Regions from separate parts of the Homo sapiens genome. Here regions 1, 3, 4 and 5 are each linked to region 2. Evidence: chromatin loops called from intact Hi-C (ENCODE). Cell type or tissue: ascending aorta. All regions are shown on one strand. Region 1 has its middle 6.2 kb from the start of LINC01987. Region 2 has its middle 130 kb from the start of LINC01987. Region 3 overlaps LOC105371908 (a long non-coding RNA gene). Region 4 overlaps SEPTIN9 (septin 9). Region 5 overlaps SEPTIN9 (septin 9).

What was found. Peaks named below come from ENCODE experiments on the same cell type or tissue, not always from the same donor. Only the 100,000 strongest peaks of a DNase experiment are listed, where the experiment ranks them.
Region 1: a loop joins it to region 2, with 5 times the contacts of the local background. A loop is called at or near these places in 21 of 110 quality-filtered maps.
Region 3: it touches region 2 in a loop (2.5-fold over the local background); 5 of 110 quality-filtered maps call a loop at or near these places.
Region 4: it touches region 2 in a loop (3-fold over the local background); 2 of 110 quality-filtered maps call a loop at or near these places.
Region 5: it touches region 2 in a loop (3-fold over the local background); 3 of 110 quality-filtered maps call a loop at or near these places.

What each region holds. Positions count from the first base shown.
Region 1 is chr17:77,732,266-77,737,265 of GRCh38, reverse strand. No RefSeq gene overlaps it. Among named protein-coding and RNA genes, the nearest start is that of LINC01987, 6.2 kb to the right of the region's middle. In ascending aorta, a CTCF peak has its summit at 2,320; DNase peaks (open chromatin) are centred at 855, 1,485, 2,095 and 2,445; H3K4me3 peaks cover 2,501 bases; H3K27ac peaks cover 3,508 bases.
Region 2 is chr17:77,599,650-77,604,649 of GRCh38, reverse strand. No RefSeq gene overlaps it. Among named protein-coding and RNA genes, the nearest start is that of LINC01987, 130 kb to the left of the region's middle. In ascending aorta, no CTCF peak of the experiment used is centred here; DNase peaks (open chromatin) are centred at 2,049, 2,359, 2,889 and 3,339; H3K4me3 peaks cover 1,730 bases; H3K27ac peaks cover 5,000 bases.
Region 3 is chr17:77,832,447-77,837,446 of GRCh38, reverse strand. The region is part of intron 1 of LOC105371908 (a long non-coding RNA gene); the gene reads left to right. Among named protein-coding and RNA genes, the nearest start is that of LINC01973, 49 kb to the left of the region's middle. In ascending aorta, no CTCF peak of the experiment used is centred here; DNase peaks (open chromatin) are centred at 666 and 2,766; H3K27ac peaks cover 2,189 bases.
Region 4 is chr17:77,317,536-77,322,535 of GRCh38, reverse strand. All of the region lies in intron 2 of SEPTIN9 (septin 9), which reads right to left. Among named protein-coding and RNA genes, the nearest start is that of SEPTIN9-DT, 38 kb to the right of the region's middle. RefSeq lists a silencer at 1,685-1,897 and an enhancer at 4,840-5,000. In ascending aorta, no CTCF peak of the experiment used is centred here; DNase peaks (open chromatin) are centred at 465, 1,439, 1,785, 3,055 and 1 weaker place; H3K4me3 peaks cover 3,476 bases; H3K27ac peaks cover 3,992 bases.
Region 5 is chr17:77,421,113-77,426,112 of GRCh38, reverse strand. All of the region lies in intron 3 of SEPTIN9 (septin 9), which reads right to left. It overlaps LOC112268199 (a long non-coding RNA gene), which reads left to right. Exons shown (of 2, transcript XR_002958141.2): 2 at 1-5,000. Among named protein-coding and RNA genes, the nearest start is that of MIR4316, 27 kb to the right of the region's middle. RefSeq lists enhancers at 183-272, 2,235-3,039, 3,175-3,840. In ascending aorta, no CTCF peak of the experiment used is centred here; DNase peaks (open chromatin) are centred at 1,012, 1,317 and 2,262; H3K4me3 peaks cover 455 bases; H3K27ac peaks cover 4,541 bases.

The DNA.
Region 1 (5,000 bases), 130 kb before region 2:
CAGCTAATTTTTATATTTTTAGTAGAGATAGGGTGGTTCCACCATGCTGGCCAGGCGAGTCTAAAACTCCTGACCTCATGTGATCTGCCCACCTCGGCCTCCCAAAGTGCTGGGATTACAGGCGTGAGCCACCGCTCACGGCCGCAAACTACCTTTTTAATGGCAGTTGTCTCCTGATCTGTTGGCCTCACTATGCCTCAGATTTTCTATTAATATACTGTATTTTTGAACATTCTGTCTTCAGTTTTGGGCTGGGTGGTGGCCAGGGAAATAGACAGGTCACTCTGGTGTGTGTCATAAGCTTAACAAATGGCAGATTTGGCTGTCAGCAGAGCCCCTCCCGGAGCCACCTGTGCAGACCTTTCTCGGAGCCAGATCAGGGGAAGCCAGAGAGCAAATCTTCCCTGGATCCAAGTCAGCCTCGATCCTCAGGGTCTGAGAAAGGCCAGTGATGGTGCTGGCCTCTGAAAAGAACAGCCCGTGATCAGGAAAAAGAGCCCACCTGGGTCAGAGGCCACTAACACCCCGGGTCAAACGGATATTCAGGGAGAGATGCCGTGACAACTTGAGTTCCAGGAGCCTTCCCAGAAGTTGTCTGACCTCGTGGAAAAAATCAATGCACCTCTTGTTTTTGTCTCCTGAAATATGTTATCGGTGATGATTCTTCCCCAGGTGACAACATAGTTTATGACAAAGCACGCGGCAGCCTGCTGGGCCCCTGGTGGCTTCAGACGCAGCCTGACATCCTCGCCCATCGTTATTGATGAGCCTCACCTGCGCGAGGCTGGGAGGCGGATGCTTCAGGAGCAGGCGAGCTCCCTGCCCCGTTAGGGAGCTGGGGCGGGAGTCCAGACGCCATAAATGCTGTTCTGGAGAGGAGCCACTTCTGCAGCCACAGCGGGAAGGCTGGGATCCTAAGAGCCACTTCTGCAACCACAGCGGGAAGGCTGGGATCCTAAAATGTCAAAGCTCATGCCGGGGTGACTGGCCCACCCCTCGCTTTACAGATGAGCAAACGGAGGCCTGGAGACAGTGGGTCCCCTACAGGGTCTGGAGAGAGAGGGTTCGCTATTAGTTAAGGAGAGGGAAAGAACCAAATTCAGGTCCTCTAATTTCCAGTTCAGCACTCTTTCTGTTCTCCCATTGGCTTTGTAAAAATGATTCCTCCCTCCCTTCATTCCTCTGTCCCTCCCTCCTTTTCCTCCTGCCACCTCCCCACTCCTCTCTCTTCCTTTCTCTCCTCCCCTCCATTCCCCTTCTCCTCTTCCCATCCTTCTCCTCCCCTTCTCTTCTCCCCCATCCGACCTCCCCGCCTCCCTCCATCCCTCCCTCCCTTGACCTCCCCTCCCCTCCTCCCTCCCTCCCTTTTTCACAAATATTAGAGAGCCTTCCCTGTGCCAGGCACTCTGTAGTGTTTATTTTTATTCAGCTCCAGTTTGCAGACACCCATCAGGGGCCATTTAAGGGGAGAGCAGTGGGCGGGGAGGGAGGGAGGGAGGCTGCTCGCCCAGGGCAGGCTGGGCCTGGCAGGCTGGAGTGCCCTCCGTGTGAAGAGGTTCCTTGTCTTCCACGCAGCACCTGCCCATTGAACAGGGCCTCCAGCTCCAGCCAGGGACTGGGCCAGAAGCAGGCAGGGCTTCCCGACCACCTGCAGGACTGGAGGGGCCAGGGTCACAGGGTTTTTCTACATCATCCCTGAGGGGGAAGCAAGCGCAGACAGGCTTGCCCTGCACTGGAGGAAGGGAGGCTGGGCTGTTAAATACTGGCATGGCCCTTGCTGGGTAGATCCTCCTCCTCAGAGCAGGATCCTCACTTCTGCAGAGGCTTAGGGGCAGGGGAGGGACTGTGAGACTCCTCCTTCTACCTACGGACTCCTCATCCTGGCTGTGAGCCAAAGAGAGACTCTTCGTCTTTATCTTCTAACCAGCAGGCATGGGGAGGTCCCTTTTCGACCCCCGGGCTTCTGTTGACCAGTCGGTACCTCTGCGGCCTGCAGGAGCTGAGGCAGGGCCCCTTGCAGCCTGGCCCCTGCCTAGCTGGGAGCTACAGGGTGGCCAGTCCCAGGATCGCCGTGGGGGATGGTTAAACATGCAGAGTCCCCAGTTCTGTTCCAGATGGTTGGGTGGCAATAGCCGGGTTTGGGCCTGGAAATCTGCATGTCTGTCAACCCCCTCAGGTGGGCCTGGTCTGTGCTGACGACCAGATGCCTCTGTGGCAAGACCTAGGCTGGAGGGGCAGCGGGAAGTTTAGCAGGGCAGGCAGGGCAGGTAGGAGCCCCCTGGTTATTAGAGAGAAACACAGGCGTCTCCCAAGCTGGAGCTTCTCTCAGCAGGGAGCGCTGGTGCCCATCAGAGACGGGAGGGCAGAGTGGGGAGAGAGGCACCGAGCTGCCCAGGGGCCTCCTTCCCCCACTCCCGCTCAGCCCCGCCCCCTGGGCTGACTGCCAGGTTTCCCGGGATGGAGACATCTTCTAGCCCCCAGCTGAATCCTGGGAGGAGCCAGAACCCAGCCAGCAATTACTCAACTCCCGGCTTAACTCACAGGCAAAGCCCAGGGACTGTCAGTGGCCTGCCAGTGGCCTGCCTGGGACCCGAGGCTCTCTGGTGGGCTGGGGAGGCTCCTAGAGCCCAGCGAGGGGGTGGAGCCAGGCCGTGCGGGTCTGTTCCTGTGCTCTCAGCCCTGCTGGCACATGCCAGGACCCTCTCCCGATCTTGGCAAAGGGAAACAAAGTTGCTGCTGCAGAGTTAATTAAGGAGGGAGGAAGGCAGGCGGGGGAGTTGGCACGCAGAGAAGTCCTATGTGCCAAGTGTCCAACGCAGTGCCACGTGCCAGGGCCTGGGGAGGTGGTGGGAGATGGGGGAATGGTACTCTGCCTAGAACAAAGCCAGCTGTTTGGAGGTCAATTCCTCCTCTCCCCCGCCCGCACTTGCCAGTTCAACAGATGGGGGTGTCTGTCCCCTCCCCCCAACATTCATCAGGCCCCACCGGTAGGAGCACACCGAGGAAGGGGACAGCCTCCAGGGCTGTGCCATCCAGTGCAGAAACCACTAGTCACATGCAGCTATTTAAGCCTAAATGAGATGAAATGAAAGAAAATGTAAAATTCAGTTCCTCGTTTGCCATCTCAAGTGCTCAGCAGCCACCAGTGGCTGGTGGTTGCCACCCTGGATGGTGCGGGTAGGGTGTTGCCATCATTGCAGAATGTTCTGTTGATCAGGGCTGCTCTTGTCTTCAGCAACTGGCCCCGTGCTTCAAAAATGAAACAAAACAAAAAACAAAGACCAAACAACTTTTGCTGCAATGATCACCCTAACGTTCTACTTCCATTGTTTTGGCTGCAGCCTAAATCCACATGCATTATTCTTATTGAGCCCCAGGAAGAGAAACGAACACAAACCCTACATTGAGGGTGTCAATCAGTCAAGGGATATTTACTGAGCCTCTGCCATGCATGTGTCAGGCTCTGGTCAAAGCCCTGGGGTTGCTGTTCTGAGTAAGACCATCCCCCGTGTCACAGAGCATGGAGCTCAGATGTGCACAAGTATGATGTCAAAATCACCTCAAGGTAGTGTATGTGGTGCTGGGTGTGGAGCAGAGCAGAGAAAGCTGGGGAAGCTCAGAGAAAGGCAATTTGACCAACCTGGAGTTCAAAGATGGACTGCTACAAAAATCTGAATTCATCTACCTTTCGTTTGAGTACTAGATTAAAAAAAGAATTGTTTCCAGGGTCTGCTTTGCTGGGTGATACAGTCATTCTTCTTATATGGTTACTGAGAGAATCATTATGAACATTGTTTGGGTTCGTGTCATGGCTTGAGCTACAGAAAGACCAACTTTGAATTTCCAATTTAACATTCCCCTCTCTCCAACTTAACCTCTATCAAGTATTTTCATGGAAAGTCTGCAGATAGAGTCTCACCTACTGACCACAGACCCCCTTCTCTCCCCAGTTAATCATTTGGGAATCTGAAGACAAGGTTTCTCTTCCCTGCTTTCTGGGGAAAAGATGGTGGGAAGGTGGAGGTGGTTATTTAGCTTGCTGTATCTCTGCTGCCAAGGGACTCAGGACTAGATTTGATGTGGCTGTTCCACCAGGGGATTTAGGACTAGATTTGATGTGGCTGTCCCACCAGTATGACACAGATAATTTCTTAAACATTATATCTTGACCTTACCATGTCTCTTGTTGAATTTTGGTTACCAGGGATTGAATGATACAGTGTTTCTCTACTCCCACCCTCGCAGAACAATCTCTGCCTTTTAACTGAGGTGTTTAGGTTATTCACGTTTAATGTGACTATTACTATGGTTGGGTTTAAATCTGCCCATCTTGCTATTTGTTTTATATTTGTCCCATCTGTTCTTTGTTTTCTTTTCCTTTCATTTCTGCCTTGTTTTGACAGATTTGGTATTTTTTATGATTCCATGTAATCTTCTCTGTTGCCTTATTAACTATACCTTATTAAAAAAATCATTGCTTTTAAGTTTACATAACACACCTTTTAATCGAAGTCTACCTTCAAATAATGTTATGCTGCTTTGTGTATGATTTAAGAACCCTAAAGCAATGTCTTTTCAGTTCTCCCTCTCCTAGCATTTGTGCTATTGTCATATATTTTACTTCTATTAATACATACATGCCAAATAAATTCAATATAGTCTTTTCACCAAATAGTTCTGAATCAACTGGATAACCATATTTTTTTAAAGCCTCAATTCCTAACTCACCTTATATACAAAAGCTTGAAATGGATTTTTAAATCTAAATATAAGTGCTAAAGATATACAAATTTTAGAAGAAAACATAGGAAGAAAATCTTAGTAACCTTGGCTTAGGCAAAGATGGGACACATAAAGCACAAACTACAAAAGGAAAAAATTGATCAGTCATATTTTAACAAAACTGAAAATTTTGCCCCTCACTGTGAAAAGACAAACACAGACTGGAGGGAAACATTTGAAAAACATATCTCTGATAAATGATTTGTGCTCAGAATGTA
Region 2 (5,000 bases):
CACCAAACGGAGCTCCTTTGCATCTTTTATCTCCTTCATTTCATCAACAGCCCTGAAAAGTGGCCAGCTCTGGCCTCATTTAACAGGTGAGGGATCTAAGGCCCAGATCCAGACACTCGGCTAAGGTCACACAGCGGGCAACCAGCAGAAGTGGAATTCAGCCCCATCTGTTGGGCTCCAAAGGGACACCCTTGGCCACTCGGAGTCCACAGGTCTTCTTCAAGAGGACGTGGCCATGCAAAGGCACAGGGATGCTGTTTTGGGAATCAGTCCTGTGTTGCATGATTTAAAAATGAGTTCCAGGCCAGGCACGGTGTCTCATGCCTGTAATCCCAGCACTTCGGGAGGCCAAGGGGGGCAGATCATGAGATCAAGAGATTGAGCCCATCCTGCCCAACATGGTGAAACCCCGTCTCTACCAAAAATACAAAAATTAGCTGGGCATGGTGGGGCATACCTATAGTCCCAGCTACTCAGGAGGCCGAGGCAGGAGAATCTCTTGAACCCGGGAGGCAGAGGTTGCATTGAGCCGAGATTGCACCACTGCACTCCAGCCTGGACAACAGAGTGAGACTCCATCTCAAAAAAAAAAAAAATGAATTCCAACAGCAATGACAAATCAACTACTATTGCAGAGTGTGGAGCTGGGTACCAAGCGAGAATCTCCCTAGAGCCTGCCCCACCCCCACCCCTGTAGTCTGGTACCTGGGAGCTGGAGACAAGTCAGCAACAGGGATAAAAGGCTTCTCACCCCTCATTTCTCCTTAGAGTAAGAATTTGGCTAATGTCTGCTTTCAGCCATGTCTTCATCTACTTCTTCTTCCCCTTTAATGTCACTTGTGCTCTGTTACATGAATCTGAATCACACCCAAATACAGTCATGACTCTAGCCCTGGAGGGACAGGCAGGGATGGTCGCTTTCCTGATGTCAGGCCCACTTGCGCTGCCCATGCTGGTGTCCCCTCTGCTGGGTCTGGGGTGGCTGCCTGAGGTCTGCGTTCAGAGTGTGCCTGGGGCTGGGCTAGACCAAGGAGGCATCTCCCTGGAACAGCTGGAAGTGGCAACATCAAAAGGGTGAAGGTGAGCTGATCTGTGGGGAGAACGCCAGGGTCCGTGGCTCGGGATCCGCCGTCAGGTCTGAACAGAGAGTGAGCGTGCCTCATGGCGGTAGTCCATAGATCTCTCCTGAATAAATGAAGCCAGGGAAGGGCAGCTGCGATGTGAGGTCAACGCTAGTTCAGGAAGGAGAGCAGGAGATGCACAAGGCCAGGGGCTCGGAGCAGGGAGGCTGTGGGGGGCGGGGGCTTTTGCACCAAGTCCTGGCCACCGGGCCCCAAGGGGCAGGCCCCTCAGTCTCTGTCTGACCCCAGACATCTCCTCTGATGCAGACTGTGCTGTGCACTGTCCCTGCGCTCAAGCTCCTCTTCCTCATCTTCATGAGTGCTCTGTCCACACCTCCCTCGGGGCTCTGGGCTCTTTCTCCCCGGCGCCGGTAATCCCTTTCCTCCCTCTCCCTTCACAAGGAAAAGCTGTGTTGAGCATGGATAGAGACCAGCTTTCCTGGGACTTTTGGCCATCTGGTTCTCTGAGCGAGCACAACCCTGCCTCGACCTCCGTGGCTTCTCCCCACCCCTGACCACACGCTCACAGGGCCCTGTGGGCCCCACTCCTGGTACCAAGTCCCTCGGTTCCCCAGGTGCCCGGCGTGCTCAGGTGCTTGGTTGAGGTTATGGAATTGAGTCTAAGTGGGACTGGAGACCCCCTGGTTCACCCCCCTCATGCCACTGATGAGAAATGAAATCCAGTCCATCATTGACTTTGCCCTACTCGAACTGTTGGCTAGTCACTGGCTGCTTAGAAGAAATTCACACTGATTATTTAAGAGCAGAAGCATTCAGATCCCATAGAAAGAGTTTTTCTCCATAAAGGATGCCTGGGACAGCCCAGCGTTGGTTCCTGTTACACAGTGTTCTCTCCGTCGCATGCTTACCAGATGTGTCAGTGAGGGACAGGCCTGGGAGGAGATGTGTCTGGACTTGGGCACCCCTGCTTGCCCCAAATAACCACAGTCACGTGCTGGCCACAATGCCAGACAGTCCAAAAGTTGTGAGCCAAGCGGGCTGGCAGCCCCGGCCCCCACTATTCCTTCTTAAATGGCAGAGAAAGAGCTTCCCTTGACCCCCACAAGTTTTCTGCCTGTGGCAGATGTGGGGTTGTCAGTTCCCTGGTGGGGGCCCGGGTCCAGAAGCACTCAGCTGGATTACTGGAAAAACGAAGATACAAGCCTATAAAAACAGCCTGGCTCCCAGTGAATTCCTGAAGCTGGCTATTTATAGAGGTGGTTTGGAACAACCTAGGGCCTCCCCGCAGGCCTCCTCAGAACCTCCAGGGCAGCCACACAGAGGGAGCACATGACAGATGGGACAGAATGCCTACCTGGCCCACTATTTCACAGGGCACACAGTACTTCTGTGTCTGCACGTGCTCTCCAGGATGCTGTACCAGGCAGATTCAGACCTCAGGCTCCTGGAGAGCTGCCATTGCTCAGGCTGGGGCCAGGCTCTGCGATATTCTGGAAGGGCAAATTGAGTTCCCACCATCTTCAGCACAAATACTGGGGTTAGGGGAGGCACTGAGAATGGTCTGACAACAGTCGGTTTGATTTTACACCATTAACTGCATAAAACGTTCTGGAGAAAATGTATTTCATCATGAATTCTGGGCAAAGTATATTACAAGAATAAGAGAGAGATCCTTTCCATCTTTCAGGCTCTTTATGAGTGGCGGGACAGCTTCTGGGTAGGGCCCTGGGAAGGGAGACTGCTGTGGGCTCAGCACCTCCTCCATCCCTCCGCCCCCATCCTGCCCCTGGGGAGCACAAGGCTCGCCCTGCGTCCTGGCCCTGGGACTGCGCAGAGCTTGTCACATTGCAAGAATCATGAGCCAGCCAGAAGGAAAGGGCAGAGAGACACCAGCAAGCCTCAAAAAAATAACCCTGCCCTCCCCGCCTGTGGCCTGAAGTCATTGCGTTAGCCAGAACCCGGAGAATTAAAATCAATTTGATGTGTAGCTTTCTCTGGCTAATGAGCTTTGAAGAGGATTGAGAGTTTAACGCTTCCATTTTCTCAGCAAGAAGGTGATCTGGGCAGGCAGGGGCAGCCCCAGAAGGTGAGGGTTGGGATTTGAGCAGGGTAGAAAGGGTTAGCGCTGTCATTCTGAGTGGTGACCTGGGACGGGGTTGAGGGAAGGGGTGGTGTTGAGGGGAACCTTTACTTGGACAGTCCTGTGGACAGCGAGCAGGGAAGGAGGTGAGAGGCTGTGAACCCACCTCCCACTGAGCAAGCTTGGCACAGGCACCAATGCCAGCAAGGGCTTCTGGGCAGAGAAAGTTGGAGCCTGAACAGGAAGGGGTGTGAGAGAGAGTTAGGAGAGCCTGACTTTGCAAAAAACACAGCGGAAGGTTCCTGGGGAGGAAGGACAGTGGCTGGGAGCTGGCGGGAAAATCCAGTCTTGACTGGAGGGGACCAAGGGAGGCTTCAAGCTACGCCCAGCTCAGTGAGCCACCTCAGACCAGCCAGCGGGGCGAGGACAGGAGCCCGCACCTGGAGTGAGAGGCCCTGGACTCCAGCCCCCGCTCTGCCATTTACCAGCTGTGTGGCCTCAGATCCTTCCTGATGATTTTAGGCCTCACTCCCTGCATCTGTAGAATGGGGTGATGATGAGTTCATGTGAAGAGGGAGTAAGCCTGGCACACAGTAGGTGCTCAGTAAATGCTTGTGAGGCTGGACCAACCCCTTTCTTGTACTCTTTATACACTGGGAGGATTCACGAGACAACAATTGAGACAGGGTCCTGCTGCTGAGGGAGGTCAGACGCCTGGCCGGTCAAACTCAGGTGTCCTCAAGGCCCTAATACCTCTCAATTCACCTGCTTCAGGTGAGGTTGACCTCTCTGCCTTTCGGGGTTCCCCCAAAACAGAGCCTGAGACAAGGCCTTGGGTGCAGGTAGTGTAGGTGGGAGGTGACTCCAGGAAGCTGGAGTGAGGGGCAGGGCAGTGAGATCCGGGTGGGGAGAAAGCCAATGTGAGGATGTCACTGGGCTGGTGATCAGCGTGGCCAATTGCGAGGATGCCACTGGGCTGGTGATCAGCGTGGCCAATTGTGAGGATGATACTGGGCTGGTGATCAGCGTGGTCAATGGGAGGATGACACTGGGCTGGTGATCGGTGCGGGCAACAGGGGCTCAGACCCACCAGGAGCCCTCTGAAAAATCCGTGGGATCTGCCTCTGAGTTGTCCCTCCATGGGCGCAGACTATTGTCCCCCATTGGCAGACGGTTGTCCCAGGGCATGGTATCTCCCAAGCTTACCCTGCCCTTAGCTATGGAAAAAGCCCTGAGTCAGAAGACAGGAGGAAAGATGGGACCTACCCACACAGCCACACCTGAACTCACAGGGGTAAGAGGCCATGGGCCCAGAAAGTGTCTGCTGTACCTTCCCCTCAGCTGCCTGCCCGAATATGAGCCCTCCATTCAGCATGTGCTGTGATTGGCTCCAGTCTCTCCAACAGCCTGTTGGGAAAGCATAGCTGGCTTTCAGGTGGTCTTAAAGTTGGTGAGACAAAAGTGTGGAGCTTCCACCATGGAAAAACAGCTCACCTGGGAATTATGTGAACACACAGGAGACCAGCAAGAGACAGAGAGACACTGGATCCTGACCATATTGTTGGAGCACCTGGATCCAGCCATACCTGAAGCTGTTGTAGCCAATGAATTTTCCTCTTCTTTATTTGAATTTGGGATTTTGGTCACTTAGAAAAGGACTCCTGATTACTACAAGTCCCTGCCATGTGCTGGCAGTGTCTAATGCACCTTTTCACAGAGTCCCTCTGCAAGAGCTGGACAGAGCCAGGGCCAAAAGTCAGGCTTGGTCTAATTCAAAAGCTCATTATGGTTTTTTTCTCCCACCAGATCTGAGCTCAACTGAAAAGGCAGTTCATAAG
Region 3 (5,000 bases), 230 kb before region 2:
TCCAATCTAACAATTGATGTTCTCCTGAGAGAAGGAGATTTGGACTCATACAGAAACAGCAGAGATGCCCACAGGCAGAGGAAGGACCCTGTGACACCAGGCACCAGGAGAAGGTGGCCATCTGCAACTCAGGGCCAGAGGCCTCAGAAGAAACTGACCCTGTGGGCCGGGCACAGTGGCTCATGCCCATAATCCCAGTCATTTGGGAGGCTGAGGCGGGAGGATCGCTTGAGCCCAGGAATTCAAGACCAGCCTGGGCAATATGGCAAAACCCCATCTCTACAAAAAGTACAAAAATTAGCCAGCTGTGGTGGCACACACCTGTAGTCCCAGCTACTCGGGGGGCTGAGGTGGGAGAATCGCTTGAGCCTGGGAGCAGGAGGCTGCAGTGAGCCATGATCACACCACTGCCAGTGAGACAGAGTGAGACCTCATCTCAAAAAAAAAAACAAAAGAAGAAACCAACCCTGCTGACACCTTCTCTTAGACTTCCAGCCCCCAGAACTGTGAGGAAATAGGTTTCTGTGGTTGAAGGCACCCAGTCTGTTGTATTCTGTTATAGTAGCCCTGGCAAATGAAGTCACCATGTGACTCACCTGTTGTGTTTTTGGCAGGTGGTTCTTGGCATATTCACAGATATGTGCAATCATCACTTAAGTCAACTTTGGAGAATTTCATCACCTTGGAAAAAACCCAAGTCCTTGTGCCTTTTAGCTATCATCCCAGCTACGGTTTGAATGTGACCCCGAAAGCATGTGTTGGACATGTAATCCCCTAATGCTTGTTATTAAGTAAGTGCTGTAAGTCATTTCAAGGGAAAAGTGACAGCAGCAGCAGCAGCAGCAGCAAGACCTTACTGTTACTCAGCAACTGCAGAGATGGGCAGGCGGAGTGGCGGGGGTGGCAGGGTGGGGGTGGGGCGGTTCTGGGACAGTTTTTAAAGGCAGAGTCCTGGGAACTTCTTCTTTGTTTTTTTGTATTTGGGTAAAGACGGTTTCACCATGTTGGCCAGGCTGGTCTCGAACTCCTGACCTCAAGTGATCGGCCTGCCTTGGCCTCCCAAAGTGCTGAGATTATAGGTGTGAGTCACCACGCCCAGCCGAGTCCTGGGAACTTCCGAGTCGGTCTCAAAGGAAAATGGGCAAGGCCAGAGTTGGCTTGGAGGAGAATGTAGGGTCGAGGGTAGACAGGGACAGCTGCCCCCTTTCCCTCCCTGTTCCTGCTGGACATTCCAAATACAGAAACCCTTAAATGCTCCATCCTCCAGCTCTTACCCACAGAGCTTGAAAGACCACCAATTAGTGTGGTGGTCTTTCAAGCTTGCTAAAGGATCATTTCAAAATTTTTTTTAAAAAGTTTTTTTTTTTTTGCTGGGCACGGTGGCTCACCTCTGTAATCCCAGCACTTTGGGAGGCCGAGGTGGGTGGATCTTGAGGTCAGGAGTTCAAGACCAGCCTGGCTAACATAGTGAAACCCTGTCTCTACTAAAAATACAAAAAATTAGCTGGACGTGGTGGCAAGCGCCTGTAATCCTGGCTACTCAGGGGGCTGAGGCAGGAGAATCACTTGAACCCAGGAGGTGGAGGTTGCAGTGAGCTGAGATCACGCCATTGCACTCCAGCCCGGGGGACAGTGAAAGACTCCATCTCAAAAAAAAAAAAATTTTTTTTTTGAGATAGGGTTTCACTCTGTGGCCCAGGCCAGAGTGCAGTGTTGGAGCCATAGCTCACTGCAGCCTCAAACTCCTGGGCTCAAGCAATCCTCCTGCCTCAGCCTCCCAAGTAGCTGAGACTAAAGGTGTGTACCACCATGCCTGGCTAACTTTCTAATTTTGTAGAGGTGGGGTCTTGCTCTGTTGCCCAGGCTGGCCCCTAACTTCTGGGCTGAAGAGATACTCCTACTTCAGCCTCCCAGATTGCTTGAATTACAGGTGTGAGTCAACACACCCAGTGGATAATTTTGATAAAAGGTAAGATCTTGAGTCTCATACAAATATAAAATGAATACGTGCCAGTGATTTCATTTAACTTGTTAATTAAGGAAGATACCAGTGCAATGTTACAACTGGTTCAAAGAACCTCACATACATAGGCAGTAAGGAATGCTGAAGTCAATTCACAAACACGCAACAGGGCAACAGTCAATTGCATTCTGCAGGATACTCCGCTGTATTCAACCACATTCCACTGGATGCAATTCATTTGTGTTGCTATGGATAAGGGCCATTTGCATGATTATGAGTTTCCTACAACTTGCAGAGTGGCAAAATAGCTCAAAGACAATGAAAAATGAAGATAACCTCAAAAGGTGTGCTAGATAGATACCCATTCATCTTTTTTGCCTATTCCAAGGTCTTGCACTATTTTCCCTGACACACTTGTCTTCCTCCAGGCCTCCAGTTAAGGGGGGCAATGAAGAAATGGGGCTAGGGGAGGCAAGGACAGAGGGGGCTCCTGGGGGCATGCAGCCCCTGTAGGAGGAAGGGCTGATTGGGGTAAGGAGCTCAAAGAGGCTCCCCCACTTGGGAATGGGGTTGCTTTGGATGGCAAGAGGGTGGGAGGAGCTGGCAGAAGAGAGGGGTCTGGGACCATCCTTCACCTGCTCCATGGTTTTGCCTCTGGTCAGCCTGGTCCGTTTTGTCCCCCTGCCTTAGAGAGGCCAAGAGTAACTGCTACTTAGTTCTTATCTGTTCTGAGAACCTTCTCCCAGTGGGGTGGTCAGGGCAAGCGTGGGAGGAGCTACGCCAGTCACAGTAGGCTCTGCTGAGGCTGATGAGTCACTCAGCAGCCAGGAGGACTGCCGCAGCCAGCGAGACTTAGGGCAGCTTCCCTTCTGCCAGGGACTGGGGCGAGCGTGAGGAGCCCTGAGCATTTGGCTTTCCTTTCCTGGCATTCCAGAGGCCTAGGTAGGAAAGCCTCGTGGGATCTCAGGGCTGGGAGGGTCCGCAGAGTCATCTCAGAGGCGTGACCACCCTGCAGTATCCTCCAACAGAACCTTGGGGTTTGCATGGAGATTCTGGCCGGGGAAGATGCCTCCTGAGAACAGGGTGCAGCTTTGGAGGTCACCCAGGGAGGGAGGTTGGGAGCGCTGTCTGGACAGATCAGCCCAGTCAGCTCCAGTTATGGTTGAGTGACAGGCAGCAAAAGGTCCTTTGACTTCAGAGTCAGGAGCACTATTGCATCCCTGGGGCATTAGACTGATCCCCAAAGTGCAACAGAAAGCAGAACATGCTAGATCCCAGACTCTATAGGGACCCCTTATTTGTAGTGGGAAGATTTTTTCAATCAGCTGCTGGGGTGGTGGGGGCAGGGGGAATGGGGGACTGGGATTCCCCAGACAGCGAGGTAGGGGAACAACCTAACAGGTGAGCTGCCTTCTGTCGGGGAAGGTCTGATTACCTGCTGAACACGGAGAGGCTGAGGCTGCTACCATTCCCACCACACTCCTTCCCACACAGCTTTCTGCTCTTTCTCCCATGCAGGGCTCAGCCTCCCATCTGAATCGATGTTCAATGAGTATTATCACATGTCAGATCAAAGAGACAGTAATCCATCATTTTACCCATGGGGCCAAATTAAAACCTGCCAGGGAAAACCCCAAAGTCTTAGTCTTGAACTGAGTCCTCTTGTGCTATTCTCCAAAATTAGTTTTCCAGTATTCGAATGCCTCCTGTGATGAGGACCTCAGCAACCTTCCAACAGCAGCTGACGATATCTTGAGGCAGCTATGAGACTGAAAATCCATATTCCTAGAGCTTTCACTCACTCATCTTAGCTTTATCCCTCGTGAATGATGGCATCCCCTCCAGATTCCCATTGAAACTTAATCCTAGTGCAAGAGTATTAAGAGGTGTGTCCTTTGGGAGGTGATTGAATCATGAGGGCCCCACCTTCATGAATGGCATCAGCACTATTATATGGGTCCTGAGATTGAAGGGAGTGCTCTCTTGCCCTTCCACCTTCTGCCATGTGAGGGTGCAGCCCCAAGGTGCCATCTTGGAGAGACAGCAGCCCTCACTAGACACCAACGCAGTGCCTCGATCTTGGACTTGCCAACCTCCGGAACTGTAAGAAGAGTCTAAGGTGTTTTCTTATAGAAGCACAAATGGGCTAAGACGAGGCCCACAGAGTGCATCTATTTCTTTTTTTTTTTTTTTTTTTGAGACAGAGTCTCGCTCTGTTGCCCAGGCTGGAGCGCAGTGGCACCATCTCGGCTCACTGCAAACTCCACCTCCTGGGTTCAAGTGAGTCTCCTGCCTCAGCCTCCTGAGTAGCTGGGATTACAGGCACGTGCCACCACGCCTGGCTGATTTTTGTATTTTTAGCAGAGATGAGGTTTCACCATGCTGGTCAAGCTGGTCTTAAACTCCTAACCTCGTGATCCACCCACCTCAGCCTCCCAAAGTGCTGGGATTACAGGCATGAGCCACCGTGCCTGGCCTCGAGTGCATCTGTTTTCTTTGTAGCAGTGCAGCCCCTAGCATTCTTGAAGAGAGGCTTTTGTTCCTCCTGAGTTTGTCTTCTCCAGTCCTAATAATTTTTCAAGAAGCCTGATTTCAACCTTTACCTTCCTAGTTAGTTCCCTGTGATATGATTTACTCTCTGCTCTCCTGTTCCTCCTTTTACCAAAACTAAATAATAGGCCAGAGCAGTGATCCTCAACCTTTTTGGCACCAGGGATCATTTTCGTGGAAGACAATTTCTCCATGGACTAGGGGCAGGGGATGGTTTCGGGATGATTTAAGCGCATTACTTTGACTGTGCACTTTATTTCTATTATTATTACATTGTAATATACGATGAAATAACTATACAACTCACCATAACGTAGAATCAGAGGGAGCCCTGAGCTTGTTTTCCTGCAACTAGATGGTCCCATCTGGGGGTGATGGGAGACAGTGACAGATCATCAGGCGTTAGATTCTCACAAGGAGCGTGCAACCTAGATCCCTCACATGTGCACAGTTCACAATAGGGATTGTGCTCCTTTGAGAATTGAAT
Region 4 (5,000 bases), 280 kb after region 2:
GCCCAGGACGAGAACCTCATTAAGGGAAACAGCTCCGGGACTGTCGTGTTCATTCGGAAGGCAGCCAGTTTACAACTGAGTTTCTAAAAATGTACGTTTTCTTACATGAAAACACATCCGAATGGGATTTTGTAGAAAGCATCTTTCATCAAGGCACAGCCCGAGGGGAGGTCCCCGCTTCATCCCTGGCTGTGCTGTCCTCAGCCAAGGGCAGCAGGGATCAGAGTGGTCTCTGGGGCACAGCACTGGCTGCTTTCAAAGAGTGTTTTGTTCAGTTCATGAAAAGCCCGTGTTTTGTGAGCCTGGGAGGGTGCCATCACTTCCAGCTCCCCAGGGAGCACCACCCCCAAACCCACGCCTCTCTGCTCAGCTCTCAGATCCCCTGCTGGTCACCCATCTGGGCCTCGGCTAGATCATCTATAAAGTGAAGGCCGAACCCGAGGCTCCCCGAGGCCCCTGCCAGCCAGGCGGGTGGAGTGACGTCCTCCTGGGGCTGGTGGCCCAGGAGGCAGGGGACCCACTGTGGTCTGCCCAGGCTGCCTGGTGGGGTGGTCACTCCGAGGACGGCTCCACTGTGCAAGCCTGACGAAGGTCCCTCTCAGCGCTCCCTGCCCTGCGGCTCCTGCTGGGCGGAGAGCAGGACGCTGGGCTCCACACCCACCCGTCCCAGCGGGCCTGAGCCCCCGAGCTCAAACAGATAAGATGCAGTTTCACTGCCACCCAAGCCTTCTGCCGTCTCCCCTGGCCCCCTCCTGAGGTCCGCCTGCTGTGCCCGACTGGGTGTGCTCAGCGGCACAACACACACCCGCTCCACCAGTCCCAACGTGACAATCAAGATGTGGCCCTGAGGCCGGGCGCCGTGGCTCACGCCTGTAATCCCAGCACTTTGGGAGGCTGAGGCGGGCGGATCACGAGATCAGGAGATCGAGACCATCCTGGTTGACACGGTGAAACCCCATCTCTACTAAAAATACAAAAAAATATGGCGGGCGCCTATAGTCCCAGCTGCTTGGGAGGCTGAGGCAGGAGAATGGCATGAACTAGGGAGGCGGAGCTTGCAGTGAGCTGAGATCGCGCCACTGCACTCCAGCCTGGGCAACAGAGCCAGACTCCGTCTCAAAGAAAAAAAAAAAAAAAGATGTGGCCCTGGGAGCAGTGGTGGAGGGGACCACACGTCCTAGAGAGGAGCCACCGAGATGGGCCTCCCTCTCTCAGGCCTCTCAGGGACCCCCCAACACACACATAGTGGCAACCAACAGACCAGGGCCCAAGGCACGTAGGGGTTGACACTCTTAGCGACCTCCCGCTCCATGGCCCGTAGGTCACTTCAGAATACCCAAAGCCTGGAGCTTGGCTCAGCCACCCCATGTCTCCCAGCGCTGGGCTCAGAGGGCGGCATGAGCGGCAGAAACTGTCATCACTGCTAATTACCGATGACGGCGCTGGCCACGTGAGATGGCAGCCACGGCACCGCATGTGAGTGAAGGGACCAAGGAGGCTGGGCCTGGGAGGGAGGGCCTGGAAAGCTGGGGTGAACTAAAGGCAGGGGAGCCCCCTTTCTCTTCATTTGCCTGTTCACGCCCTGATGGGTCTGTGCCTGCGGCAAGGGGGCTGCCAGCGTGAATGGACACACGCACACACATGCACACACACGTGCACACACACGCCAGGCTCCTCTGAGCGCCGGGAGCTTCCCCCTCTATAATCAACTGCCAGGAAGGCACAGAAATGCTATTTTAGGTAGGAGACCGAGGCAGCCTTGAAGACAGACTTTGGCTGGAAGCAAAAAACAAACCACACAGTGGACAAACCAACCACCAGCCAGGTCCAAGCGCCGCCGCCCCAGACCCGAGCCAGGGGGGCAGGTCCCCCACACCCTCCCAAGGTTTCGGCGCCAACAGCCTCAGCATTGACAGTGGCCATGACATGCAAGAATGGCACACTGGAAAATGAAAGGGAAGTAGCCAGGAGAGAGGAGAGCCGAGTTTAAATAAAAGCCAGACTCAGGAGAGCTTAGCTTCTGAGACGGAGTTCATCCCACGAGCTTGGAACCGTCAAAAAGAAAAGAAATATTTCTGTGAAAAATGAGCAAAAGCGCCCTTTGCATGCTTATTCCCCCAGGCATAAATAAAGCCCCGAGTCCAGGGCAGTGGGGGGCGGCCGATGGGGAGGGGGCTGTCTGCGTACCTGAGATCCGGTCCCTCTCCATTCCTACGGATATATTTAGCAGCGGCGGGAGTCCCGGCGTCCCGCTCAGAGGCGGCCTCCCCTTTCTCACCCCCGTCGCCCTCCCTCTCTCAGCCTCCTCCTCCTCCTCCTCCTCCTCTAAAAACACTCTTTGTCTGGTCTAATTTCTTCAATCTGTTGCAATCACGAATGCATCCGAATTACCACATTTCCATGTGCTGATCATATGTTTGTGCTCCAAACTGAAGTAGCATTGTCTCTTCAAAACGGGAGGAAAAAGGGAGCAAAGGAGAGAAATCCAAAAATAGGAGGCAGGAGAGAGGGCCCGAAGTGGGCCCCGAGGAGTCCGGCAGACCACCGGGTCTGCCTGCGAGAGTCCCAGAGTCCCGGCCGCCCGGTCTGGTCGGTGGCTGCAGAGGTCCCGAGTGCGGCTTCCGGCAGCCTCCTCTCTCCACCTCCTCCAGCCCCCGCCGCCCCGAGGCTTGCTGCTCCTTTTTAATATCCACTTGGAGATGCTTAACTTAGACTCTTGGAAACCAACTCACAGAGTCAAATTCCTGACGACTTCCAAAGTCTTTCATTTTCCCTGTCCCGCGATGCTACGATTTCCTTGGGCTTAAGGGTTTAAAAAGCCCAGTTCCTGCGTGCCTGCCTCGCCTTCCTCTGTCCTGGGCTGGCCCCAGCCCTTCTTCACCCTGTACCCCAACGTGGCTGGGCAGGAGGAACGGCCGTGCCCCAGGCCAGCGTGCTGAGAAAAGGTTCCGGAGCACCTGCCCAGGAGGAACCCTGAGAAGTCACCCCCCTCCGTCCCATTAGTCTGCAGTGACAGAGGCAGTTGCCGTCCCCGCCCAGGCAGAGAGGGCGAACGGGACGGGGACTTCCTGGAAGATTCCTACCACACACGCATGAGTCAGTGAGTCTCTAGCCGTCCCCTGGGAGGGAGCGAGTCTTCCTCTCCGGGAACTCGGGGCCCCACTGGGGGATCAGTGCTGTTCCCCACTGTTCATCCGGGGTCCTCAGAGGCTGCTTACTTACCTGGGGGGTCCCCACCAGCACATGGTCAGGGTCCATGCTGAGGCCAAGGGCTCAGCAGAGCAGGTGGGGGTTTACAATGTGGGTCCCTGGGGTGGGAATCAGGGGCATCCTCTCTGTCTTTAAGCTTCACCTCAAGGGTTCATTCAAACCCGAGACACGGAGGCTGGTTCTGTTGGCCCAAGCCTGTTTAAAGAGAATGTGTGTTTGTGCCAAGGCTGAGAACTCAGGCAATCTCTCTGAAAACTCCAGACTGTCAGCTTCTGTTGAGAAAGGGAGGACGCGTGGCCGCACCACGGAAGCCTTCCTGCCTGGCCGCACAGGGCTGGTATAAGACAGTTCTGCTCTTCAGACAAAACACTTTTCAGTCTGTGCTGCTCCCCAAGGCCCCCAACAAATTTACAATATTTGCACCCCTCTACCTCGACACACCCCGCAGGCCTCTGAGTTTACAATCCCTGCCCCACAGAGCCAGGTGAGTTACCTGTGACCAGGTGAGGCCCATGCACAGCCCTCGGCTAGATGACAGAGCCAAAGGCCCTGAAGTGCCACTTCAGGCCACAGTCCCGTCCGCTCTCTGCCTGGGATAGGACCCCAAATGCAATCTCCTTGGCAGAAAGGACATCTTCCTGGGGGGTGGGGAGGACCATTCCCAGCCTTCTGGGAGACATCAAGCAACCACCTCCTCCCAAAGAGCCTGGAGGACAGCCCCACAGGCAGCCAGACAGTGAGGGAGGTGGGGACAGCATCTCAGCCGAGGTGGGAGGCTGGGGAGGAAGGGAGGGATCATAGTCACGAGAGAAGGCTGAATAATGGCCCCAGGGATAGCATGTCCTAATCCCTAGACCTGCAAATGGGACCTTGTTTGGAACAAGAGTTTTTGCATCTGTGATTCAGTTGCAGATCTTGCTGTGGCGAGAGCACCCTGGATGGTCTAGGTGGTCCCTAAAGGCAGTCTCGGTGCTCATACAAGACGGGGGCAGAGGGAGATTTGACACAGACAGGGATGGCCAAGTGGAGATGGGGCCCGGAGAGATCTGTAGATGCTGGTGTTGAAGGTAAGGGCCATGCAGCCACAAGCCAAGGGACACCCACAGCCACCAGAGGCTCAAAGGGGCAGGCGATGAAGGCAGTGGCCCCCAACCTTTTTGGCACCTGGGATCGGTTTCAGGGAAGACAATTTTTCCACAGACCAGGGAGTGGGGAGATGGTTTTGAGATGATTCAAGTGTATTATATTTATTATTTTATTTTATTTTATTTTATTGAGACAGAGTCTCGCTCTGCCACCCAGGCTGGAGTACAGTGGCACTATCTCAGTTCACTGCAACCTCCGCCACCTGGGTTCAAGCAATTCTTCTGCCTCAGCCTCCCAAGAAGCTGGGACTACAGACGCCTGCCACCGTGTCCGGCTAATTTTTGTATTTTTAGTAGAAACGGGGTTTCACCATATTGGCCAGGCTGATCTTGAACTCCTGACCTCGTGATCCGCCAGCCTTGGCCTCCCAAAGTGCTGGGATTACAGGCATAAGCCACTGTGCCTGGCCTTTATTTTTTATTTTTTGAGACAGAGTTTCACTCTGGGATTACAGGTGTGAGCCACTGCACCCGGCCACAAGCACGTTGTATTGATTGTGCACTTTATTTCTATTATTATTATAATATATAATGAGATAATTATACAACTCACCATAATGTAGAATCAGTTGGAGCCCTGAGCTTATTTTCCTGCAACCAGACGGTCCCATCTGGTGGTGATGGGAGACGGTGACAGATCATCAG
Region 5 (5,000 bases), 180 kb after region 2:
CTGACATGGGAGGCCTGGGGGCCTGGCTGCATTTCCTGGTGTGGAGGTGCTGGGAGGTGTGGAGGCCTCCTCCTGAGGCTGGGACCCTCTGGCCATCCTGACCCACTGTTCCGATCCTATCCTCCAGTCTGAGGGCATGGCCTGAACTCACAGCCGCACACACTCCCCTCTGCACAGGGCCCTGCGGGGCCGGCACAGCAGCCTCTCCTCTACAGATCAGGATGCTCAGCTCCAGGAGGGCTGGGACTGTCCAAGACCGCACAACCAGGGTCAGACACAGCTGGGCCAACCTTGTGACTTCTGGCTCCACGCACAGATTCTAAGCACACAGGTAAAACTCTGCTGGCTGGGAGGGTTGGGGGGTAGATGAGCGGGGGGCAGCTTCCTCTTAGCCTCCCAACATGCCAGGTCCCTGGGTGGGAGGGGGCACAAAGACCCTACCTTTCCCAAGAGACAGAGAAAGAGGCAGTGGAGGGTCCCTCTCTGGCTGAGGCTCCAGGTCCTGAGTGGTGAATGCAACCCCACTTGGAGGCTGGAAGTCAGGCGGCCTTGGGGGTGTGCGAGGCCCGCCAGCTCAGCTGCAGCTCCTTCCATGTAAGGGAACCCCCCCCAGGCAGCGTCCCCATGACCAGAGAGGGGGCCAGGAAGAGGTGAGGGCTGTATCCAGAGTGACACTCGGGTGGGCTTCACCCTGGGGACACGGTCACATCCCCCTCCCGGACCTCTGAAGCCCTCAGGTGCGGGTCAAGGGCTCTCAGCTGCAGGCAGGAGAGGGCCCCACAGCCACAGATCTGGGGAGTCCAGCTTGCAAAGCCCAGAGGCTTCCGGAGGCCGCTGGCCCGGCTTCCTGTGCAGCTGGGTTTTCCTGGGAGGCCCTCCTCCGGCACTCTCAGTCCCCAGCCCGCACGACCTCCCACAGCTGGGCCCATCTTCCCAGGCCCGGGTCACATGGTGCAGGTCAGTGGGGCTCTGGGGGAGGGCAGGGCGCCAGGAACAGCCCCGGGGGTGGGGGGACTGGAGCAGAGCTCACTTTGGCCGCCTGCCCACTTTGCATGAAGGACGCTAGACTTCCACATGTGGTCACTCGACTTCGCCCAACTATGCGTAAGTCCTGGTTACCCTCACCCTACTGATGGGAATTAAACTGGCCAAGGAGAAGCTCAGAATCTGAGCAGAGCAGGGGTCCAAGCCTCCCAGGAGTTCTAGGTACCCCCCAGCCCCTCCTTCCGAGTACTGAGTCCACACACTCAGTGCCCGGATGCCCATTCACTTGGGGGCCCGGCGACCGCCAGTCAGCATGGCTTACAAAGGGCTTCTGTGCAACAGGTCTCATTTGATCCTCCCAAAAACCCTCCGAGGCAGGACAATGTTATTCAACCCATTTTACAGACAAAGCAACTGAGTCATAAAATGGCTTGCCAAAAGATACAGAGGCAGAAAGATCAACAGCAAAGAGCTTCTCTGTGATCCTGACCAGCAAGGCCCCCAGAAAAAAGCAAGGGACCCCGAGGCCCTCACAGGAACAGAGTCCTGGAGGAGAACAAGAGCTTAGCCTCATGCTACCCTCAAGGGGTACCTTGAAGGTCAAGGTATTGGGCCCAAGCAGGCTGGACTGTGTTCCCTGTACCCCTCCCACCTCCTGAAGCCCCTTCCCTCCCACCCAGGTGGGCCGTGGAGGTGTCCACAACATATAATGGAACAGCTGGTAGGTCACTGGGCCCCCCACTGAGCCAAGGGGCTCGACCAGAGGCTCAAACAGTGGCACAGAAACCATGAGCCTCGCTGCAAACCAGCTCAGGCTTTGGAGTCAAGCAGCCCTGTGTTCACAGCCAGGGTCAGCCGCTTCTAGCTGTGTGGCCTGAGGCCAGTTCCTCAACCTCTCTGTGCCTCGGTGCCTTCTCTGCAGTAGTAACAGGAACCGTTTTCTACGGCGATAGTGCAGATACATCCCATGAAGCGCATAAAGCTTCGAGCCCAGCGCCTGGAGTACGTCAGGACGCAGTAAGTGGTCACTTATGATTCATGAAATATTAATAAGGTGAGGGGTGGAATGACAGCCTCCTTGCGTTGTCCCTAAAATGGAAACAAATCTGCTCAGCGCTCAAAGCAGCAGAAAGTGAGCCAAGGACAGGCTCCCAGCGACATGCCCTGGCAGAGTGTTCCCTGCTGGCCCCAGGCAGGGCTCAGGGCGGGCGGCCACCCTCCAGATGAGCTCATCGCTGGCACCTGCTTCCAGAGCACATGCCTGGACTTTCCAGATCTTTCCTCCCCTCTCTCTGACCTTCCCCTACTCTGCAACCCCCACCTCCTGCCACTTTCTTACTCACTCTCTCCTTTCATTCCTGTTCAAAAACAAATAATGGAGGCCAAATGTGTCAGCTGGCTCCCTGGAAAGGCTTCCCTGCAGCAGGAACGCGACGGGGGCAGTGGAGGATTGCTCAGCGCAAGCCACGTGATCTCCGCGCGGAGCCGGGGAAGGGGAGGCGCTGAGATCGAGGGTGCTAGGATCGAGGCACTGAGATGGGGTCACTGGACAATGGCCAGGGCCAGCTCCCGTTCCCACCCCAACAGGGGCCCCCACATTCAGGGGCCACATCTCTAAAGTCTCTTGGACAAGAGAGACAAATCCCATCACAGGGTCAGAAACGCTGCCTCCAGGCCGCCATCTGGGTGGGGGTGAGAGATGCCTCGCCGGTTCCTAAACATTCACTCTGTGGACAAAACTATCAAGGGGAACTCAATGTTTCCACAGCAGCTTGGTCAAGATATAGGTATCAGGCCGGGCGCAGTGGCTCACGCCTGTAGTCCCAGCACTTTGGGAGGCTGAGGCGGGCGGATCGCTTGAGGCCAGGAGTTCGAGACCAGCCTGGCCAACATGGTGAAACTCCATCTCTACTAAAAATACAAAAATTAGCCAGGTGTGGTGGTGTGAGCCTGTAGTCCCAGCTACTCAGGAGGCTGAGACAGGAGAATTGCTTGAACCCTGGAGGTGGAGGTTGCCATGAGTGGATATCACACCATTGTACTTCAGCCTGGATGACAGAGCGAGCAAGACAGCCTCAAGAAAAAAAAAGATGCAGGTATTGTCTCAGGGTTCACAAGTATAACCTGATCCCTGATGTTGGCATTTAATCCTGATGCAGATCCCAGCAGGAAAAGGGAGACGAACCAGAAGGCTGTGGGGACGAGGGGTTTACAGCAGTGCTTATTAGACTTGCTCTGGCAGGCACAAGTGTCCCCTGGAGGCTGCTAGACAAGCAGAGGGCCCACCCCAGAGACTCTGGTTCTGGAGGGCTGGGTTAGGGCCCAGGAAGCTGCATTTCGGCAGGGAATTCAGAGCTATCCTGAGTCCTACTTTGGAAGCAAGAGCCAGGGGGCAGAACAGAACCGGAACCAAAAGCTTCTGTGGGCCCAGTTTCATGGGGATGGGCCCGGTTTCATGGGGATGGACCCCTGCACCATCCGAGGTGACCATTAGCCCGGCTCCCCGGGACCAGCCCTGAGTGCTCCCTGGGGAAAGCGGGACCTGCAGAGGATGGTTTTCCAGGATCCGCCTGACCACCCACCCCCAGCCCGCTCTTACCCCAGCTTCCCTGACCTCCATCCTCCACCTAGAACTCTGGAGACCTGGCCCTGGAGGCCCAGAGACCAGAAATGAGGGGAGACAAGGGGAGAAGCTCCCCTCCCCATTCGCTGGCCACGCCAATGGGCTGACCTCCCAGGAAGCCACACCAGCCACTGCTACTGTCCTGGCCGCCCCGCCTGGCCCCGAGGCTGGGTGAGCAAGCATTCCGTTCTGCCTGCTTCTTCACCTGAGTCTCCTGCTGATGTCACGAGAGGCCTGACCACGCGCCCAGGAGGTACAGGACAGAGCCCAGAGCTGTTCAAGAACACATAAGGCTGAGGCCCGGGTCCTGCACCTGGGAAGGGCCAGGAAGGGTTAAAGGAAAACCCCAGCTGAGCACAATGGCTCATGCCTGGAATCCCAGCACTTTGGCAGGCCAAGGCAGGAGGATCATTTAAGCCCAGGAGTTGGAGTTCAGCCTGGGAAATATAGTAAGACTCCATTTCTACAAAAAAAAATTAAAATTAAAAAATTAACCAGGCATGGTGGCACACACCTGTAGTCCCAGCTACTTGGTAGGCTGAGATGGGAGGACTGCTGAGCCTAGGAGGTCGAGATCACAGTGAGCGGGACATTGGGCCATTGAACTCCAGCCTGGGCGACAGAGAGAGACCGTCTCAAAAAAAATCCCTACACTCCATGGAGCTTAGCAGAACCTTCGGCCAGGGTGTCTCGACTGTGAAATGAGCGTGGCAGCTGCCAATCCCCGAGGGTGAAGACCCATCCACTAGCAACCTGCACCCTGGCACGGTGAGAGGAAGTGCCTGGGGAAAGACGTCGGCCGAGGCAGAGAGCTCAGCCCAATCCACCGTGGAGGAGCCACTCCAGTTCCAAAGAGAAAGATCAATAAACCTCAGGTGAATGGCCCAAAAGCCATCCCTGTACACGCAGAGGGTGCATTCTGGGACATGTGGATACCTTCTCCCAGGACAGGAAGCAAAACCAGCAGGCAGAGACGTGAGCCTCCCTGCTCTTGCCGGAGCCAACCTGGAGCCCTCATCTCGGTCCCCAGGGAAGCACAGACCCCCACCTCCACCGCAGCCAAAAGACTTCCTGTTGACTTTCCCAGCAGCATCCAGCCCAGTCTTGTGGGGAGAGGCGGCAGGGGGAGGAGACAGAGAAAGATGAGCTCCTGGCAGCTGTGACTGGGGGGAGAGAAATGCGGTTCCAATCTGTTCCTGCTCACCCCACAGACGGGCGGTGTCTTATTTCAAAATCCAGGGCAGCTGAGGGACTGAAGGAAGAGGGGGACACCTTCTAACTGGGGTTTTCTTTCATTTCACCCCATGGCGCCTTACACAGGAAAGAGCTGGAAGGTCTCGGGCTCCTGGCATCCAGCCAAAGTCTCAGGCAGGGGCCCAGACACTGGGCTGTG